Linked DNA regions of Homo sapiens: region 2 is linked to region 1. A link is an interaction called in ENCODE POLR2A ChIA-PET data of the cell type or tissue named here. Cell type or tissue: MCF 10A. All regions are shown on one strand. Each heading gives the region's core, and the rest is flanking DNA. Links, peaks and the distances in the headings are about the cores only.

What was found. Peaks named below come from ENCODE experiments on the same cell type or tissue, not always from the same donor. Only the 100,000 strongest peaks of a DNase experiment are listed, where the experiment ranks them.
Region 2: POLR2A ChIA-PET joins it to region 1 with 6 read pairs; 1 of 35 experiments calls an interaction of 5 or more read pairs at or near these places.

The regions. Positions count from the first base shown.
Region 1 is chr1:232,702,687-232,708,068 of GRCh38, reverse strand. No RefSeq gene overlaps it. Among named protein-coding and RNA genes, the nearest start is that of LINC01745, 13 kb to the left of the region's middle. In MCF 10A, for the core only: no CTCF peak of the experiment used is centred there; DNase peaks (open chromatin) are centred at 768, 1,738, 2,618 and 3,128.
Region 2 is chr1:232,536,427-232,541,808 of GRCh38, reverse strand. The region is part of intron 2 of SIPA1L2 (signal induced proliferation associated 1 like 2); the gene reads left to right. Among named protein-coding and RNA genes, the nearest start is that of SIPA1L2, 91 kb to the left of the region's middle. In MCF 10A, for the core only: no CTCF peak of the experiment used is centred there; DNase peaks (open chromatin) are centred at 2,978 and 3,398.

The sequences.
Region 1 (5,382 bases), core at 332-5,331:
CCTTCTCCCAGGTTCAAGTGATTCTCCTGCCTCAGCCTCCTGAGTAGCTGGGATTACAGGTATGCGCCACCACACCAGGCTAATTTTTGTATTTTTAGTAGAGACAGGGTTTCACCGTGTTGGCCAAGCTGGTCTTGAACTCCTGACCTGAAGTGATCCGCCTGCCTCGGCCTCCCAAAGTGCTGGGATTACAGGCATAAGCCACCATGTCTGTCCTCTACTTCACTTTCATTCAGAGCGGATTGTGAGGAATTGCATCTTTGGTAGTCTTTTCATTGCTTTTTTTTTTTTTTAGCCTTTTTTTGGTTAGCCTTTTCATTGCTTTTTTATATTCTAAAATTAAATATAAAATTGATTGAATGCAAACAACAGTAGTGACAAGGGGTTACAAGCTTGTGGTAATAAATGGCCTGAATTTATAATGGCCCTAAGTTGTAACTCTTCATAGAGTCCTCAGCCCCTCAGCCTCACTCTGGCATATCTCAGTTTCTCTGTTATTCTGCTCTATGAATGATCTCTATAGGGTTCATTAGTTCTTACATAGAGTACTTGATTTTGAAAAAACATGAGGTATCCATCTTAGTTTCTCACCCAATAACTGATTACTTCCTCTCCCCCGGATGGCTGGTATCATCCCACTGTACAGGTTCAGTAATGTTCTTGTTCTCCACATCTCTTAGTCTTTAATACAAATACAAACGTTATACAAAGTTTGTTCTTCCAGCAGGTAGGGCACAACATGTTCAAACAGGAAAACTGGGTTTCAGTGGCAGCTTGCCAGATTAACCAGCTAGTGAACTTGGCCAAGTCACTTCACATCTCTGAGTCTTAATTTTCTTATTTATAAAATAAAGATCAAAAATATATTCCTAAGAATGCTTAGCCCCAATGATGTAAAGATGTTTAAAATTATAAAGTGATATACAAATAGAATGGATCAATATTTTGATTTTGTGTTTCTTCCACAGATTCTCTAAAAGCAACAAAAAAGTAGTGAGTTCCTGGATTAGATACTCTGTGGGGTGCTAGGGATGTGAAAACATGTCTCCTTTTCTTGTTTTCCCTTTCACATGAACTACCTTGACTGCTAATTTTATCTTCTCAGATTATATCATTTTCATACGATATCTCAAATCTTTGGTAGATTGGAATAATGCATTAATAAATTAATAATTAATAAAAGAAAATAAAATAATTAATGGTACAAGGCACAATACCTCCTCAAAAGGAATGTATATCCCAACAAGAGGACACGACAATATTTTTAAAGACGATTTCACAACATCAGGGACGTTCTGAAAGCCCTGAATGAGTGATGGAGATGGTACAGCTGCAGGAGAGATGGGAGAGATCGCTAGAAGACATGAAGTGGGAAAAGGCTTCGGAGAGCAGGTAGTGCTCCTGCAAGGTCTTGAAGCCAATGAAGATTGAAGAGAGCCTTTCATCCCAGAGAGGGAGGTGAACAAAGATTCAAGCGCAGAGACGGGTCAAGGGTATTCAGGAGGAAGTAAGGCAGCCTGGAGTTGAGAGAAAGGACACTGAAGTACAAGACAGAAAAATGACTTTTCAGAGGCTGAAAATGTACCAAAATGTACAGGCTACTGGCTCTTGTCCACCACCACTTCCGCATTTGCACAATCTGAGAATCCTGTACAATCTGTGAGGCTCAGGAACAAGCCACTTGGATGGGGGTCAGCAGGCCTGGGTGTCCTTACCAGCTCTGCAAGTCACAAACATCTCCGAGCTTCATTGTTTTTTCCAGAAGAGCAGTTCTCCACATCCATATTGCAACACATTGGAATGTTTAACAAGTCATTTGTTACTATTATGAAATTATTAAAGTAGGTGAATATTTTAATTAGAAATCACTTGTTTCAAAATTTCTTGAATGGAATGAAAGAAATGGAAAAGGGAGTGTGTAAGTCCATGAGAGGGGGTGACCTATGTCACAGCACCAATAGTGCTGTTCTAACATAGAGGGAATGGGGAGAGACCAGTGTCCTAGAACATAAAGGCGTGGTTCTATATTTCAAAGTGCCCCATAACAAAGAAGTAATAAGACGACTAGGTCTGGACTGTGCCTATGAAGGTGGAAAGTCTGAAGACACACTTGCCTCTGGAGAGTATGTAGTCAGTACTCAGGCACCGGGTAGCTCCTCAGAAGGAAGGAGCAAGAGGCTCTTACTGGTTCAGAGGCAGCTTGTCTCGGGATCTCAGACGTGGAAGGCTGGTGTGGTTCTGATGCATGCACAGCCAGGATTGACTGGGTTTGCAGCTTTCCTTTCTCTTTTCTGTTCTAATTCTGGAGGTAGAACTTGATGCCTCCTTTGAGTCCTCTGCTCCTGTTTCCTCTGTTCCCATTTCCTGTTCCCGATGGATCCTGAGAAATATGTGAACACTTCAAATGATGTTTGACATTATTGAAAAGGGCCCTCTCTAGAGAATACCTTTTATTATGTGAAACATCTTATTTGTGATACGTACAGCACTTGTGTTTAAGCTGTTGCCAATTTATATTTGTGTATGCAGTATTAGTTTTCTTTGAGAGGCGGCCAGTTAGGACACTTATGTTGCTGAGTACCCATTACATTGTGAAAGATACCCCAAGGCTAGCTGATTGTTCAGTTTTTCCAGATTTTCTGTCTTACTGCTAGTGCCAACTGTGCGTCTGGGCATAAACCAGACCCTGATTCACCAAAGGCTGGCCATTGTCTCTTCCTCTTACCCATCTATTCTAACACACCTTCAGTCACCCAGAGCCCATAGAGTGCCATCAACAATAGCACACCTTACACGAGAAGAAAGATGAGACTTTCTAGTTTACTAGAAAGAATGCAAGTGTGAACATTCTGCAGTGAGGAAAACAAAAACCAGAATAGAAAAACACCAAAAACTTGGAATATTCCTCTTGGTTTTCATTGAGTTGATAGAGTGGGCTCTTTAAGGATGGGACGCTTTACACAATACATCAGGTCATGAGTTCTCAGCAGGGGCCAAAAGGGACACATTGACAAAGGAAGACATCATTTTCATCCAGCAGATTCAGGGACGAAGGGATCTGTTTTATTGATGCAGTGCTGAGTCACTTAGCAGCTGACTCATTAGCAGCCATTAGCCAGCCCACAGTCAACAGAAAATGAGCACAATTGTGCAATCTTTACAGAAGAGAATTTACAAATTAGGGTTGGCAACCGAACTGACAGATCTGGGACTGTTATCAAACAGAGGAGACTTTCTGCCTGCTGACTATTTTGGAGACTTGAACCCAGCAACATGAACACCCAGGAAGCTGTTGCACACTACATACAGGTCAAACAAGACTCCTTTAAACTGATGTTTTTCTGTCTGTCTCTGTTTGCTCCTTGTATGAGATTATGCCATTACATTTATGCACTAAGCAGACAGATAATACTATTAGTTCTGATTTCACTTGGCTCCTTAAACACCATACAGGTTACTAACAGAGCTGTTTTAATACATATTGGCTCTTTGTGTCATGCCAAGACACAGGTGTCACTAGGGGACACAGGGCTGGAAACTTAGCCAAGCATGAATGGCCCAGAAGGATAAGACTGGGATGTCTTCTAAATAGGGAGAGGAAAACGACTACCATAAAGCCAGATAAGGCAACAGGAAGTGTTCGCCAGGCTTTCAGCAGTGGGAAGTGCTACCATGGAATCCTTCTCACTCTGGTGGCCAAATTTACTTGATTTCTACCTTTCATCCAACCTGGTGCCCCTATGGTGGGCTTCACTATGAATTACTCAGTGAGACCTCTGGCTAGTCCTGCCTTTACCTTGGTACCCCCACTCTCTCAAGGTCAGGTTTCCCTGACTGATCACTAGCTCTCTGAAGCTCCAGCCTGGTAGGTAATTGGGCACCTGTCTGAACCTCAGATCTATTTTTTTTTTTTTTTTTTTGCGCGACAGAGTTTTGCTCCTGTCGCCCAGGCTAGAGTGCAATGGTATGACCTCGGCTCATCACAACCTCTGCCTCCCAGGTTCAAGCGATTCTACTGCCTCAGCCTCCTGAGTAGCTAGGATTACAGCCATGCGTCACCATGCCCAGCTAATTTTGTATTTTTAGTAGAGATGGAGTTTCTCCATGTTGGTCAGGCTGGTCTCAAACTCCTGACCTCAGGTGATTCGCCTGCCTTGGCCTCCCAAAGTGCTGAGGTTACAGGCATGAGCCACCACGCCTGGCGAAAACCTCAGGTCTTTAAAGTCAGATGGTCCTGACAAGTTAGCCTTACCAAGAGAAGACGTTCTGCCAGGTAGCACTGGCTCCCAGCTATGAACCCTAGTTTCTTCTGCCATTTACTGGCTGCATACCTTTGGGCAAATGACTGAAATCCCTAAGTGTCTATTCCTCCATCAGTTACATGGGAATACCACTGCAGTTCCATTTAGCTCCACAAGACTCCATTTACGCAACAAATATTCATTGATCACCTCTGACAAGCCTGGCTCTGTGCTAGGCACTAGGGACACAGTGACAAACTGTAAACTACGCAGATAAGGTTCTTTCTCACATGGAAGGAAATTTACATGTTACCTAGGGTGGGAATGGGCAGGAGGAGACAAAATAACAAAGCAAACAAATTTACCTCGTAATTTTTGATAGTAACACATGCTAAAAAAACTAAGAAAGAAAGATACAGAATACAATGATTTGATAAAGAGTGACCAGGGTGGAGGTGACAGGATTTAGCCAGGGAGGTCGCATTTGATATGAAGCAATGCGAAGGTACATTGTGAAGATATGATGCGTGGATATGAAGACCACCTTGTGAAGATGTGGAAGCGCAGCAGTCCAGGTAGCAGAAAGAGCAGGAGCCAAGGTCCTTAAGCAGGAATGAGCTTGACTTGCTCTGAGGACACGTGGGGGAGTGTTGGACTCAGAAAGGTAGGTGATCCAGTGTGCAGTAGCAGATGAGCTTATCTGACAGGCAGAGCCAGTCATGTGGGACACTGAAACCACAAAAGGAGCCTAAATCTTAGTCTATATTCAGTGGTGACTCTGGGAGGAATTTTCCACAGGGAAGTGACATCGTCTGCGTTGCATTTTAAAAGACCATCCTGTCTGCTTTATAGGGTGGGGATTATAGGAAGAAGTGAGTGTAAAAAGAATAGTTAATAGAGTATGCATAACCCAGGTAGGAAATTCTGGTGGCTTGGCTTGGACTAGAATAGTTTCTGGAGATAAGGAGAAGTTGACACAGCAGGGATTCATCTTGGAGATAAAGCCAACAGGTTTGCTGATGGATTGGATGTGAGTGGATGGGAAGGAAAGAAATTAAGGATGATGCCTAGATTTTTGGCGAGGTGTCTGGATGGATGGTGGTAACTTTAAATAAGATGAGGAAGAACAAGTCAGGGCTAT
Region 2 (5,382 bases), core at 330-5,329, 170 kb after region 1:
GTGCTCTACTCTTGTGAAGAATGCTCCTGGAGAGGGCTTATTTGAGAGGGTGTACTGAAAACTGGGCTTCTGAAGGTCTTAATATGTTCTTCTTTCATTCTTTCTTTCTTTTTGTTAAATATCAGTAAAAAGCATCAAATGAGCGGATAAAGTTGATGGGGAAGTCTAAGTTTAAAACACTTTTAATGTACAAGAACCAAAATATCGACTTACTGTCTTAACTAAGAGATGCAGATATTGACAAGAAAAGAATTTAGGACTTGTTCAGCATCAGTGAACCTGGAGTTTTTGGGGAAAAATAAATTATCTATCTGGTTCATCAAAGAAAGCCTTACTTGCACTTGGGCCTTAGAGTTCAGGAAACCCGTAGAACCTACTGTTAAAGGTTTTATGTCTTCTTTATTTTCAAATGGTGTTTTGTTAAATATACCTAGTAGACTATCTGAGCTATTTTCTTGTTGAAAATAATAAATTATTAATAAATGGCAAGCCCAGAAGATATATTCTGTTATGTTATGTTATGTTATGTTATGTTATGTTATGTTATGTTATGTTATGTTAATGTTATGTTATGTGATGTGATACATGTGCAGGTGTGTTACATAGGTAAACGTGTGCCATAGTGGTTTGCTGCACCTATCAACCCATCACCTAGGTTTTAAGCCCGGTGTGCATTAGCCGTTTATTCTGATACTCTCCCTTCCCCTGCCCCTCTCATTGGCCCCAGTGTGTGTTGTTCCTCTCCCTGTGTCCATGTGTTCTCATTGTTTGGCTCCCACTTATAAGTGAGAACATGTGGTGTTTGGTTTTCTGTTCTTGTGTTAGTTTGCTGAGGATAATGGCTTCCAGCTCCATCCATGTCCCTGCAAAAGACATGATCTTCTTCCTTATTATGATAGATATATTCCTAAAGACTTGATATAACAAACAACACACAGTGAGTGTTCTGTAAGTTAATAGCAAGGTGCCTGATGAAGGCATTGACTATTGCTTATAATGATAGTGATAATTCTGGTCAAATTTTAAATTTTATCACCGTATTTCACCAACTAGATCCGTATTCTTTCCTTTCTCTCTCTCTCTTGCATTTGCCTGATTTCTTTCTCCGTAGGCTCAGTTTTCTTCTTGCATGTTTCTGTTTTTTCCCCAGTTGCTTGCCCTTCTCCCTTTCCTTCCATTCTATCTTTCTGCCGTCCTCTCCTCTAACACTTATGGAAATTGCCAGAGATACCCCTGGTTGGCCTTTGCTCTCTTATTTTCCTGACTCACTTGAGTGCCCTCTGACTGTGAAGACTGTGAATTCCTTCCCTCATTCAGAGGGGATGGGCAATGGAGGCAACGGGTGTTGGAGAATCGAAACCAATGAAGGTTTGCAAAGAGGCTGTCATGGCAGAGGCTGGCTCAGTGAAATGAATACTCCAGTTTGAAGGTGCCACTTCATTGCCATCTTGCTTTCAGTGTTGGTGCTTTCTAGTTGAAGTTTTTTTGTTGTTGCTGTTGTTTTGAGATGGAGTTTCATTCTTGTCTCCCAGGCTGGAGTGCAGTGGCGTGACCTCGGCCCACTGCAACGTCCACCTCCCGGGTTCAAGTGATTCTCCTGCCTCAGCCTCTCGAGTAGCTGGGATTACAGGTGCCCACCACCACGCCCGGCTAAATTTTGTATTTTAAGTAGAGATGAGGTTTCACCATGTTGGCCAGGCTGGTTTCGAACTCCTGACCTCTTATGATCCACCCACCTCGGCCTCCCAAAATGCTGGGATTACAGGTGTGAGCCACCGTGCCCGGCCTTTATTTGAAGTTTTAACTTGCTGGGAGCTGGACACTATTTTACACGCTATACAGGCATTCGCATTGGGCACCATGCAGCTTTCTCCATACTGCAGGAACAAGTTAGACACAGACCTTTCATTTTTGTTTTGACCTTGTAGTCCACACAGAAGAAAAAATGCGTAATGAAAACTGGTAGAATGAAGCTCAGAGGAGCCAGATCTAGATTGACAGGTCACTGGGGGGCTCTCTGAAGTAAGAGGGCTGTCGTCAGACTCGTGGTAGAAAGAGGCTGGCCACAGGGTGCAGCTGGGATCCCAACTCTAGCTGGTTCTGGAGGGTGGGCCTGGGGGAATGGGGAGAGCACAGAATGAGAGAAGAGCTGCTCTCCAGGTCAGTTGTGTTTGCTCTTCTTGTACAACCTGCGTGAGATCCTCTCCTTTAAAACCTCAGTCTTCATGCATATTGGCCTGGTGATGCTCTGTACCAAATTTCTGAGGTAGTGGGCCCAGATCTACTCGGGGGAGTGCAGAATTGAAGGCAAAGATGCAGAAGGGGAAATCTCTTATTATGTCTTCTCCCGTCCTTGAAGATGTTCAGGTCATTTTCAGGGTTGTTTGACTTTTAGGAAACTACTTAATTTCTCTTGACCAAATGAAGTTTAAGTGATTTTGAGTGTTCTCGTTTGACCTTTGAGTGACAGACCCTTAGACTTTTTGCAGTTGTAAGTAGTAGGAAGGACTCAGATTGTTTCGCACCTCTCAAGGCCTTGCCTAAGGTGTCCACTAGTTACCAAGAAGCCCTAGATAAGACCCTACCCCAAGGGTTTCAACTGGCATCAGGTTAGACAGAGGAGTTGAGCTGCTTCACCTGCAGCGGTTTGTGTAGTTAGCCTGGTAGAAGGCTGGAGATTGTGAACCGAAGATGATGAATAAACAGATTTGCTGTTTGCTTGACGAGGAGACTCTGAGGAGAGGATTTTCATTCTGTGTTGCCACAAACAGAGCATGTGACTGCTACTTCCCCCAGCAATCAAAACAGGATTAAGAGGAGTAGAAAATAAGGTAGATAAAACTTGCATCTTGGGAATATTCGTCAGCTGTCTGAATAGGTAACAAAAATAGAAAAAAGAACATGATATTCTATATACGCTTGCAGGTTTAGATGCTGAGGTCAAATTTTGTCTTTGTCATTAGTGGTGAGTCAGCTCACCCACCCACTGTCACATTCTTGATGGTTGGGAAATTTTGAGCTCTCTACTCAAATTGTACCTTCATGTGATCATCAAATTATTGAAAGTTTTTCTTCTCAGTTATGTGTGTATACAAGCACATGTGTGTATAGTGGGGGAGGGGGGGTCACAAAACACTAAGCCTGGGGGACTTTAAGATTATATGAAGTAGGAATTAGCATAGAGATGGCAGCATTCTCTGTACCACTTCTCTTTGGATAATTTGAAACCAGTAATTTTACATAGGCCATTTGAGTGCCAGTGGTGAAAAGGTTTTAATGGAAAGTGGTGTTGGGGGACTCTGTGGAAAGGGAGCTGGTGCCATACAGAGTGAGTGCCTTCATGTGGAACGATGCTTTGAAAGGATCAGATATTGCGGAGGCACCAGGCATTCTTTCCCTCTGAGTCATTCTGGAGGTATAACCCCTGCTGAGGGCCAGTTACTGTTCTCTGTGTTGGAGAAGAGAAGTGGGTGTTTGTAGGGTTAGGAGACCTTCCTCATCTGCCCCATACCCCCTCTTCTCTTGTCTGACATGCCTGAGTGATTCTGGTGCATGCCCTCAACAGCCCCATGGCCTGCTGAGCTAGGTGTCAGCAGAAGATCCCCATCCTGGCCCCATCCTGGCCTGACCGTGATCCCACCTGTGCCAAAATGGAGATATTTCAGCTTTATTCTGCTGCCTTTGAAATTACTGAGACTTTTTGTTGTTTCTGTGTAACCAATGTTAATGAGGATTTGAACCTAGCATTTCCTCACTGATGGGGTAAGAACTTGCCTGGGAGATTGTCACAGATAACTTAAATAAATGATGTTTATTACAAAAAGGGTTACACTTAGGTTATTTTTGTCATTTAGGAAGTCTGTAATCAGTGAATGAAAAATGGACAAGCTTAAATATCATAGTTAGAGGTAGAAAGGTTATATGTAGATAGTTTAAGGATCATGAATGAACAATAATAACTGTGGAACACATTTGCGTATGGGAGGCACTATTCTAAGCCTTACCTGCCTCAGCTCATTTAATCCCCACAGCAGTCCTGTGAGTTAGGTCCTATTAATTCTCCATTTTACAGATGAGAGAATCGAGGCTCACAAAGGTTAGCTAACTTGCATGTCTACACATGGTCTAGTAAGTAGAGCTGTGGTTCTGACCTTGGCGTCTGACTCCACAGCCCATCTGTGCTACTAGCCATTATTACACCATTGCTCCTGCTAAACAAGGGTGACGGACACAAAACCAAAGCTTCAGGGATTTTTAAATTAAGAAAATTTATCATTTTCCTATTTTGTGAAGTATTCCTTGTTGCTTCATTTTTTTTTTATCTTTTGAATTTTAGTATATTTTTAATGTGGGCACTATAAAGCGATGTATTGCTACTATTGTTCTTCTTAAGCAACTCTGATGTTTTGCTGTTATACTATTGGTTTAGTTGCATACTTATGTACATAGGAATATTTCTTAATTTTATTGATCAGAATTTCTTGTTCCAAGAAGTAGGACATTCTGTATTTACAAATTGCTTGGTCCCACCAAATTAATACATAATGTAATTATTATTATTTATTTATTTTTGAGACAGGGTCTCACGTTGTCACCCAGGCTGGAGTGCAGTGGCACAATCACAGTTCACTGTAGCCTCAACCTCCCAGGTCTCAGGTGATCCTCCCACCTCAGCCTCCCAAGTAACTGAGACTACAGATGCAAACCACCACACCTGGCTAATTTTTCTATTTCTTGTACAAACAGGGTTTCACCATGTTGCCTAGGCTGGTCTCGAATTCCTGAGCTTCAGCGATCCACCTGCTGTGGCCTCCCAAAGTGCTAAGATTATAGACGTGAGCCACCGTGCTTGGCCCATAATGTAATTACGACATGATGTGGTATAGAAAAGAATAGTTCCAAATTAAAGCACATTCTTTGAGATAAAACATCTTCAGCCATAAGACATCCCAAATATTTGGACACAAGAGAAATTGGTTTTTGACTCTTTATCACCTCAACTACTCCTCCTGTCAGTCGTCTTATTTTTTTTTAGGCAGAAGAACTTTTTATTTATTACTTATATAGTGAAATCATCCATAGCAATATTGCAGTTACAAGAGAAAAAGAAGGAGCTTATTAGACTTAGAACTTCTGTCGTTTTGTTTGTTTGTTTTATTTTTCATTTTTGGAGAACTCTTTTTCACCAGTCCGTTGACAGATTTTTAATGATGGTGTAGGCTGGCTTTCATTTCAGCCTAAAGGCTTCTTTATTTGGTGGGCTGATTTCTCTCAGTCCCTGGGCTTTGCATCACTGGTGTCACATACCATCTGAAACAGGGTGAGAAGAAAGTAGTTCCTCATAAGCAATGATTCAAGAGGCCAGGAGAGTGGTTGGTTGGG